Regions from separate parts of the Homo sapiens genome. Here region 1 is linked to region 2. Evidence: chromatin loops called from intact Hi-C (ENCODE). Cell type or tissue: GM12878. All regions are shown on one strand. Each heading gives the region's core, and the rest is flanking DNA. Links, peaks and the distances in the headings are about the cores only. Region 1 has its middle 120 kb from the start of ASB9. Region 2 has its middle 66 kb from the start of ASB9.

Region 1 (5,393 bases), core at 203-5,202, 53 kb before region 2:
CCTGGCTAACACGGTGAAACCCCGTCTCTACTAAAAATACAAAAAAATTAGCCGGGCGCAGTGGCGGCTGCCTGTAGTCCCAGCTACTCGGGAGGCTGAGGCAGGAGAATGACGTCAACCCAGGAGGCGGAGCTTGCAGTGAGCCGAGATCGCGCCGCTGCACTCCAGCCTGGGCGACAGAGCGAGACTCCGTCTCAAAAAAAAAAAGAAAAAGAAAAGAAAAAATCCCAAGTTTTTACCATGGCCCACAAGACTGACTAATTCAGCCCATGGCTACTTCTGTAATTTCATCTACTTCATGTCTCCCTTTTTTGCTACACTCCAGTCACACTGCTGCCTTGCTGTTCCTCTAAACTTCCAAGCACCTCCCTGCCTCAAGGCCTTTCCATTGGCAGGCCCCTCTGCAGGAAATGCTCTTCCATCAGTGAACCCCATGGCTCTCACCCTCACTTCATTCAAGTCTCTGTTCAGTGTCATCTCCCCAGAGCAGCTGGTCTTGGCCATTCTCTCTGAAAGAGCAGTCCTACCACTTTTTGCCCCTTCTCTGTTTTATTTTTCTTCACGTCACTTAATATATTTGTCATTATATATCTATTTGTTTATTAACCTCACATCAACCTTTTTTCTGGATTGTCTGTTGGTAGTCAGAACCATTCCCCCCTCACCTTAATCTGCTCTTTCCACAGGGGCTGGGGACCTGAAAACTACATTCTTCTGAGTCTCTTGCCTACTGTATTCCACTCCAGGTTCTGATAATGAGAATCAATGAGATTTAGAAGGCAAGAGCAAAGTAGAACCATCATTCCTTCTTGGTTGATGGCAGGCAGAATCACAGCACAGATGAGGTTTTGCAGCAGCTTCCTGCAATTCCTGACCTGGTCAGCACTGGCAACATCCTCAATCCATGAAACCTAGTGACAAGACAGGGATCTAGTGTGCGTCTTCTCTGGCTCCTCCCACCTTTCTAATTGTTTTGTAATACTCAATCCTTGCATTAAATTCCTTGAATACCTAGAGTGGTTTCTGCTTTCCTTACAGAATCCTAATACACTGCCTCTGTAAAATGTAATAACTTTGAGGGAAGCTACTTTATCTTTTTCACTCTCAAATCCTTCCCCTTCTCAGCCTGGCTCTGTGACCCTGGAGAGTCTGTGCTCTCTTGCCAACTGGTTTCCACTGAGTACAGCCAAAGTAAGGCACTGCAGAAACATCAAAAAGTGGGAGATACTTCTTATTTCCTTCCCACTTTTCAGTGTCAATAATAAGATTGAAGTTTTCATGGCAGAGGAATGTTCTTCTCTTTTTAACTATATTTTTCTTCACCATTATTTCTGATCATTCTTTCTTACGTTTCTAGTAAATGGCTATGCGTAGCCTCTTTTTTTTTTTTCTGTTTCGCTTATTTTTCCTCTCAAAATGTCCATCTTTTTTTTCTTTTAAACTTTCTCTTCCAGGAAAAGTCCACAATTTTGTCTTCTAAATTACACATTTTCTTTTTAGTCATGTCCAATGTCAAGAGAAATTCTAATAAGTACTTTAAATGATTAGTTATATTTTTAAATATAACTTTTAAAACTATACATATTTGATGTATACAACTTGATGAGTTTGAACATATACATATGCCTGTGCTTATGAAACCATCACCACAGTCAAGATACTAGACATATTCATCACCTCCAAAAGTTGCCTTGTTTCCCCATTCCCTTTTTTTGCCGGTGGTAAGAGCACTTAACTTGAGCTCTACCCTCTTAGATTTTTAACTGTATAGCACAGTATAGTTAACTCTAGGCACAAGGTTGTACAACAGTTCTCCAGAACATATTCATCTTGCATAACTGAAACTTTATGCCTATTGAACAACAACTTCCCATTTCCCTCTACCCCACCCTTTGACAACCACTAATATACTCTCTGCTTCTATGAGTTTAACTGTTTTAGAGATTTCATATAAATGGTGTTATGCAGTATTTGTTCTTCTGTGACTGGCTTATTTCACTTAGCATAATGTCCTCAACATGGATAATGTTCATGTTGAGGATAATGGATAATTATTCATGTTGTCACATATGGCAGGATTTACTTATATTTTAAGGCTAAATAGTATCCCACTGTATGTGTGTGTGTGTGTGTGTGTGTGTATGTATATATATATATATATATATGTGTATATATGTGTATATATATATATATACACATATATATATATCACATTTTCTTTACCCATTCATCCATCAATGGATATTTAGGTTGTTTCCCTATCTTGGCTACTGCGAATTATGCTGCAATGAACATGGGAGTGCAGATATTTTTTTGAGGTCCAGATTTCAGTTCTTTTAAACCTATACCCAGAAGGAGGGTTACAGTTATTTCTAATTACCAAGATCTTGTTTGCTGATAGAATTTTTTATTTAAGCTGTATGTTCTGCTTATGACTGCAATATTTGTTTTAACTTCCTGAGATTATTAATCAGACTTTCAGTTCCTCTTCATTTCATATATACATACATTCATACTTAATCCTGTAGGTTCATTGCTGTGCTGATTTGCTTTGGAGCCCATCTTTCATGCTGTTGGTGATTCTTGGCTGCCCATTCCTGCCTAGAAACAACAATATAAATTGATGAATATTGATACCTAGTGACAGTTTCTTCAGCAACAGAGGATCACTGCTCCCCTGGCATTCCCCGCCCCCACCCCACACTCCCTCCCACATTTCACCTATGAGTAAGAAGTCAGGCTTCCTGTTGTGTCTTGATTTCACCCTTTGTGTGGTGTGTGAGTGGGAAATGGAAAGTGACTTCTCATGAAAGATATATAGCTGGAGGACAGGAGTCTGAAGATGTCTCTCCACCGAGGAAATAGCAAGTTTCTCTGGAGTTGAGTTCTTGAAGGATTTTCACCTCCACCAGAGACAACTTCTCTTTTCTTTACCATGTTAATTGTGGCCACAAGTTCCCTGGACTCTTTTTTCCCCTCTGGCCCTATTGACCATACTAGGAACTCCCAGCAGACACCCACAGTGGTAGTCCCTCTGTAGTCACCCAGCCGCTCCATCAGACACCAAGTAATCTTGTCTGTCCCTCTGCAGCCTTAATCTTTCCTGTGAAATCCTTTCTACTCACTTCTCTGCAGTCTCCTCACCGGCTTGAGTGGGTTTGAGGATTTTCCCCTCTGCTTTTTCCATTAGTACAACTCAATTTTTTAAACTCCCAGATATGCCTCAAAATGTATGATCTGATGGTGACACCAAAGCCTTTTTCCAGAGCTTCCATGAATTTACTATAATTCTTACAATTCTCCAACACATCAATAGAGTTTTCAAGTACAGAAAAGGATGAAGTTTGTCCTCTTGACACAGAAGTAACAAATTAGTATTTTGCAGAGTGTTCTCTTTCATAGGATAGATAAAGTAAATTATTATTTCTTACACCTATAGAATCATGGTAAGGATGTCCCCAAAAACATTTATTTAGTATATTCTCCTTGTTCATTTATTTCTTCATCATTTTTCCCTCTATATGAAAGGTTCAAGATCTTCTATAACAATTTAATTCTAAAGTTCTTTTTGCTACAAAGAGACAATCATCTCATTAGATTAATAAATAATGTGTACAACTCTAATAATATTTTTCTATTAATCTTTAGCAAGGCATGAAATTTAATCTCTTCGGTATAATAAACTTCTGGAATTGATTAGTTCTGACCATGGGACTACATAACAAGGCCTATACTTCTATAAGACATTCTGTGTGGAGAGTTTCATATTAATTTCTGAAGTATTTGGGTTAATGGTATTTCATTAAGGAACCCTTAACAAATGCATAGTGTTCACTTTTACAGAGGGACTTAATGGAAACTTAATGGATTTATTCTATTACTTTGCTCATTTAAAAATGTTCTTTAGTTGGATATTACTATTAATGGACTTATTACACACATACATACATTTCAAGGAGTCCCTCCAATTATTCAGAATTTAAGCATTAAAATTTATCAAATCCAATGGGAAAAGCAAAGATGGAAACAATTACATATTTATATAAGCAACTTTGAGTTTAAGATTGATATTACAAATAAGTAGCTGAGCTCTAATAAGGAAGTTCCTCATATATATTTGTAAGTGAAAAACTGATCACTCATTCTAATTTTTCTTCTTTATACACAAAATTAATTATTCATTCATTTATTAAACAAACATTTGTTTGGTCCTAATAATGTGTGAGCTACTGTGATAAAAAATGAAGGAAGATTTTCAGATCAAATGAAAGAAGAAATAAACAGTTAAATCAATAGCTACACTAGAATGTTTTATGTGCTAAAATAAAACTAAGAACAGGATGCCAAGGAGCAAAGAAGGGAAACTCATCCAACTTGAATGAGAAGGAAGGCAAAGGAATTCCAGAGAAGGTGACATTTGAGTTGATTCTTAAAATTCGGCTTGATGTTAACCAGGCACACAAGAGCAGGAAGGATGCCATAGGCAAAGGAATACTGAAACATGCAACAATGTGTGTTTCAAGAGGTCATAGTGCACAGTGGCATATTGTCATAACTTGAATTAACATAATGGCAATGAGAATGAAGAGAAGAGGATGAATTAAAGAGCTATTTCAGATAGCTTGATGTGCCTTGGATGATTGATCATACGCAGAATGGATTGTTGGAAAAGTCTAGGGCATTTACCAGATTTGTGACTTGAGCAACAACAGCCTGTATGCTGGTGCCATCTGCCATTGTAGGGAATACAGGAGTAAAAGTGGGCTTGTCGAGGGGTGGGAAAAGTACCATCTTGGACATACTTTTAGGAGATTAAAAAATCCAGATGTTCCAGACAGCTGGATATTTGACACAGAAAGAGATTTGAACTGACTATAGAGTAGTGATTATTCATGTTTTCCTTCAGGATATCTCCTTATTACATCTATGAAACCAAATTGTCAGATAGGTAAAAATTTATTTTTGCCATTGGGGAAAAAAACTATTTTCAAAATTAGTGTCTGGTATCCTCATCTGCCATAAAACATGCAGAGCTAGTGTTTAATTAAAGCTTGATCACCAGGGAACATCCCTAAATTAAGATCTACATGGTTCTGTTGAAGAGTAGACATTCCTGAAACATTGAGGGTATGGAAGAGGATTTACTTGGCATTGGTATGACTGGAGAATTAGTTCTGGCAAAGAGGTCGACAGATGACCAGAAAATTGAGGGTTCTAAAGCAAGTGATATGTATGAATGTTCATAGCAGCATTATTTATAATAGCCAAAAACTGGAAACAACACAAATGTCTATCAACTGATGAATACATAAATAGAATGAGGTATATCCACACAATGGAATGTAATTCAGCAGTAAAAATGAATAAAGTAGTGATACATGCTACAACATGGA
Region 2 (5,393 bases), core at 326-5,325:
TTTAATGCTTCAAGAGAGCTACATGTAGAGGGCAGGAAGAAAAGAGACTACGATGCATTAGAGAAGATTGAAATAATAGTTCACCATGGAGGGACCATAGGGGTAGTGGGAATAGGTGAGTCTTGATAAGGGAGCACAGGCCAGATTTGAAGGGCTGTAATTGCCCTGGAGGAGGCTGCTTGGTCTAAAGGGGATGGAGAGTCCCTGAAGGGATGAGGGTGGAAGTGTGGACAAGAGTGACCTGATCAGATTTGGTCCTTAGAATCATCATTATGGCAGCAAGTGGATTGACCAGTCAGAAGGTGGGAAACCAGGTGAGACATTATGGCGGGTGGGGTAGAGGGTTGAGGTTAAATGAATGGATTCAAGAGCTCTCTACAGAAGAAAGAAGAGAAAGGACTTAGACAGATGCTGTCCCTTCCCGACAGCACTTGCCTGCAGGACTTCAGGCCAATGTGCTTCCAGGAACCCCAGTTACCCTTCTACTGTCATGTCTCCTGCATTCAGCTTTAACCATGGGTAGAAGCACAGAATGGGAGTCAGAATCCCCAGTTTTTAATTCCATTTTTTCTACTCATAGGCTCTGATATCTGGGGTAAATTGCTTAACTTTTCTACTGAACCTCTGTTCCTGTGTCTATAAAATGAGAATTTATTTTTACCTTACACCATAAAATTGGTTTGAGACTCATATATGATAGTGCTATAAAACTGATACAAAAGAATACATAATTGTGTTGTACTATTATGCCTTTATGTCTAGCTCTTATCTCTGCCAATCTACACACACACACACACACACACACACACACACATACACACAGAGAGAGATGAAAAACACGCATGCACAGATACATTATATGGATGGGAACAGCTTCTTGACATAAGAGAAAATGATGTGAAGTGAAAGCCCAGGTCCTAAATTTGTATCTAACTATATCTATGACTATAAGCAAATCATATTCCCTTGAGCTTTCAATTAATAATAATAGCTAAAATTTACTCAGTAGAATTAATTAAAACTAATATTTTCTAAAAAGAAAAAAAGCTTTAACTGCTTTGCATTTTAACTTATTTAATCCACACAACAACCCTGTAAGGTAGATACTGTTATTATTCTTCCAATTTTATAAATGAGGACACTGAAGCAGAGAAATTAAATAGTGTGCTGAAGCCTACACAGCTAATAAGTGATGGAGCTGGGATCCTACCATAAGCAGTCTGTTTCAAGAGCTCACGCCCTTAACCACTATGCATCACTTCTAGATACAGGAAGATTATTTGCAGATAGGTGTTTCATTCTTGTTTAAACAATGGATTATTTGTATTCTCCATTTTCATCTTTAGCTCTCTTTGGTAATTTGCTAACATTTAGATTTATCTTATTAATTTCCTTGGAATAATCTTCCCATCAGTATTTCAGGCTAGGCAAACTCTACAAAGACACGCTATGAGTCATCCCTCACTATTTCAAATTACTTGACACTTGGTGACTTCAGCTATTTCTCTAGGAAGCCAAGTTTCTCATTTCATATCCCAGTAATTCTCTGAATGAAAGTAATTTCTAAATCCACCCTCTCAATTTCCTTTACCACTTGTTTGTGGTCACCAGTTTTATTTGGCCCTTTCTGCATGTTCTTAAACATAATCACACATGACCTCATCCAGCAGCCTTTCATTCTGGTAAGCCACAGCATTTCTCATTCCCTGCCCTAATATCTAAAGGTAAATAGAAAAAGCAAACTCTACTTTAATGAGGATTTTTTCAATGGATATTTAGTTTTTTATATTCTGTCACGTGCATAAAATGCATATAATACATTGAATTTAGAGTTTTTCTCATGCTTTTCTAAAAATAGATCTTGAGTCTCTCTATCTACACACACACACACACACACACACACACACACACACACTACATCTTTTAAATTCTTTCACCCTCATCAGGGACCAGTAAAAGATTTTCTAAAACTCAACAAATACCTTTGACATTTCACCCAAGTATTCACTCGTAGCTTCAGCAATGATGAAAACCATAGGATAACATATTCAGAAGTCTTCCCTTGTGCTGGGGTGGAGCTCTGTACCTATGTATAAACAGCCTATCTTCTACTTGGGCATAGTCAAGAAAAGTAATAACTGGTTAAAATCTGCCCAACAGTCATTTCACAAACTGTTTCTATAGTATTTAGTCCAATAGTTCACAACGTGGGGTAATTTGGCACCCCAGTGAACATTAACATTATCTGGTGGCATTTTTGACAGTTACTGTTGTTCATGTGTGGAGGGTGTTATTGGCATGTAGTCGGTATAGGCCCAAGTTGCTGCTAAACATCTAACAATGCACAGGACAACCCCTCACAGAACAAAGAATTATCCAGCCCAAAATGTCAACAGGTTCTCTACTTGAGAAGCTCTTACAACCTCTGTCAACCTTTAACACAGTTTACGCTTTTGCACAGTTCAATGTCCTAAAATGTGCTCTCCTAACAATTATGTAACATTTTAGCCTGCAGACAACTTCAGTGCAACTAAAGTTCCCATCATAAGTTATTCATTCTGGAAATAAAGGCATGGATACTATCAGGTTATAAAGGCAAATCAGGCCCCAAACCTAAAGTAACCAGCAAAATCAGCAATCCACAGCCCATTTTTGACTGTTTCTAAAATTCTTTATTTTAAAAAACAAACAAGCCAACCTAAATAAACAAGCCAATTTTCTTCTTGTAATTTCATTTCCTGTTCTCAGAATTTCAAGTTTCTAAGAGTTAGTGTCATCTGATCTCACTTTCGGCTTGATTTTGTTTTCCTGTGAAAGGATATGTCATATCAGCCCTCTTGAGTTTCTAAATGAGAGAATCTAATATTCTGACATATGACATAGCAAAAACTACGCCTCCAGATGAAATCTAAATCTGAATAATCAGAAAGAGGCTACGCTGGAAAGGGTTATGTCTTTTCAGTTCTCATACAGAAAGATACCCTTTATTCTTATCCACCTCATTTTCACAATGAGTTACACTTGGAAGAAAATGGCATCCTCTCAGTTACTGACAGCGATAGCTTTCTAAACCCAGTCTAATGGCCCTCCTTTGCTTGGCCTGGTGTCACCAAGGACTGTTGGCTCACTCCAAAATCAATCCTCTTGGCTACTCTCTTATTTTCATTATGAAGAACCCTTCAACCCCTCTCTGGGATGATATCCAGGAGCCACTTTGCCTAAACAAAGTCATTGATTTTAATGGAACAAATGAGAGGGTCAATTTGTATTGTATGGCACCCTGACAAAGATGGAAAAATGCTAGGACTCATTTCTCCCAAATTCTATCCCTAATTATAATAACAACTCTGCAAACAAAGAGATCTTTCAAAAAAGTAAATTAGATCATGCCACTCCCAAGCTAAACTCTCTTCCATAGCTTTCCATTACTATTAGGATACATTTTCAAATCTGCTGTACAGTCTATAAGACTGTCTTCTAATCCCTGCCTTTCTCACCAATCTTAATGCACTCCCTCTCCATTGAATTCTGTTCTCTCCTTTCCCAGATCGCATTAAGTCCTCTTGCCTCTTCCTAGAAAGCTCATCCTCCTCACACATGACATCTTCCTTTGCTTAGCTAACTTCTTCTCATCTTTCAGATCTTGATTTTAATTCATTTCCTCAAAAGAGTCTTTTCTGCTTTGCATCACATCTGCTAAAATTTTACTGATACATGGCCAAGGCCAAAACCAAAAGGTGAGAATATATACTATGATAAGGCCAGTGCGAGAATATGGATATAGGGAAGGAGGAGGAATTGGGACCACATTTCTCCTCCATGTGTGTACAGGTGATAGGCATCTAAAAGTGCTCATCTGGACATAGTCAACTCATGTATAGAGTTGGATGGTTATCACTTTCAGCTTCCCCCTGTAAGCATGTCTTTTCTTTTTAGACAGAGTCTCGCTCTGTCCCCAGGCTGAAGTGCACTGGCACGACCTTGGCTCACTGCAACCTCCACCTCACCTCCTGGGTTCAAACAATTCTCCTGCCTCAGCCTCCCAAGTAGCTGGGACAGGCGCGCACCACCACACCCAGCTAATTTTTTTTTTTTTTTTTGCATTTTTAGTAGAGATGGGGTTTCACCATGTTGGCCAGGATGGTCTCGATCTCTTGACCTCATCATCCGCCCGCCTTGGCCTCCCAAAGTGCTGGGATTACAGGCATGAGCCACCACGCCTGGCTTTGTAAGCATGTATTTTACCCGAAGCCCATCACACCCACACAACAGCTTAGAAATATCTGGTGAGGTTCGTTCCTCCAAAAACCTCAACAGCTTAGTCTTTCTCTGAAATTCCAATGAAAGTCAATCTAATAGAGTAATTAAATACAAGAGGCTGGAGACAGGTCCAAAAGCCCTTCTGAACAAGAAAGTAGCTGTGTGCCTGAAAAAGTTAAAAACAGTCCTATTGAAGTCAACTCTGATATTCTCAACTGACCATAAGTAAAGCTTACAAAAAATGAACTATGTTTCCATAAGGCCACCTTATGACCATGTCTTGGAGAAGGCTAATTCCATAACCACAAAAATGATTTAAAACCCCTCTCTTCTCATCACCATAAGTGACTGCCACTTCTTTACCAATGACCATTCAAGCCTTGCTTTAATCTTCCTGCCTTCTAGATTAACATTACTAAGATATTCAGTCACCAAATTGTCTTGTTCTATCTTCTTGTTAACAGAGAATCTAGAAGAGGTCTTGATTCCTTAAATTCTTCTTGGAAGATTTAGCACAAGTCTAAACCCTCTAAGGAGGGCCTTCCAGATCTGGAGTTCTTCTTGGGGGTGGTATCCCTTAAGGCACCAAGCTCAATAAACCTAATTTGTTTGAGTGAAGATGAGTTCTTGGGGGTGTTTGGTCAGCGGGCTTCAACTTGTTCCCTTTAGTACTCATTCCTATTCAAAGAGTTAAGTGCTCTGACATAGACCTGGTTTAAGACACACTGAATTACAAGCACAGCTCAATAGCAGAAAGGAGCCTTAAATGATATCACCAAGTGAATGTAGGATTTAGCCAGACTAGGCAATGTGCCAGCTACTAGACAGGTGCAGGAAGCAGTCACTGATAAAGCACCATGTTTCTCTTCTATAAATTCTGAATTGAATAGTCAGTAATGTATTCAGAGTGCCTGAATTTATTCTCCCATTAGTGCCTAGACTTCCAACAAGATAAAGTTAGGTTCTGTAGGATAAAATGTTTTCCCCCTGTATTAGCTCCTTATCAGACTCAAACCTGCACAGAGTAAGCAAAATCAGTTCTCACAGGAACTTAGAGACCCATTCGTCAGAGATAGTGTGGCCTGAATTCCTGGTTCATTTACCTTCACATTTTTTCTTCAGTGAGTATTTTA

Evidence for each region. Hi-C counts contacts between places; a loop is a spot of excess contacts. Peaks named below come from ENCODE experiments on the same cell type or tissue, not always from the same donor. Only the 100,000 strongest peaks of a DNase experiment are listed, where the experiment ranks them.
Region 1: a loop joins it to region 2, with 5 times the contacts of the local background. A loop is called at or near these places in 4 of 110 quality-filtered maps.

What each region holds. Positions count from the first base shown.
Region 1 is chrX:15,148,967-15,154,359 of GRCh38, forward strand. No RefSeq gene overlaps it. Among named protein-coding and RNA genes, the nearest start is that of ASB9, 120 kb to the right of the region's middle. In GM12878, for the core only: no CTCF peak of the experiment used is centred there; a DNase peak (open chromatin) is centred at 2,695; H3K4me3 peaks cover 590 bases; H3K27ac peaks cover 729 bases.
Region 2 is chrX:15,201,434-15,206,826 of GRCh38, forward strand. No RefSeq gene overlaps it. Among named protein-coding and RNA genes, the nearest start is that of ASB9, 66 kb to the right of the region's middle. In GM12878, for the core only: no CTCF peak of the experiment used is centred there; DNase peaks (open chromatin) are centred at 1,498 and 2,948; H3K27ac peaks cover 913 bases.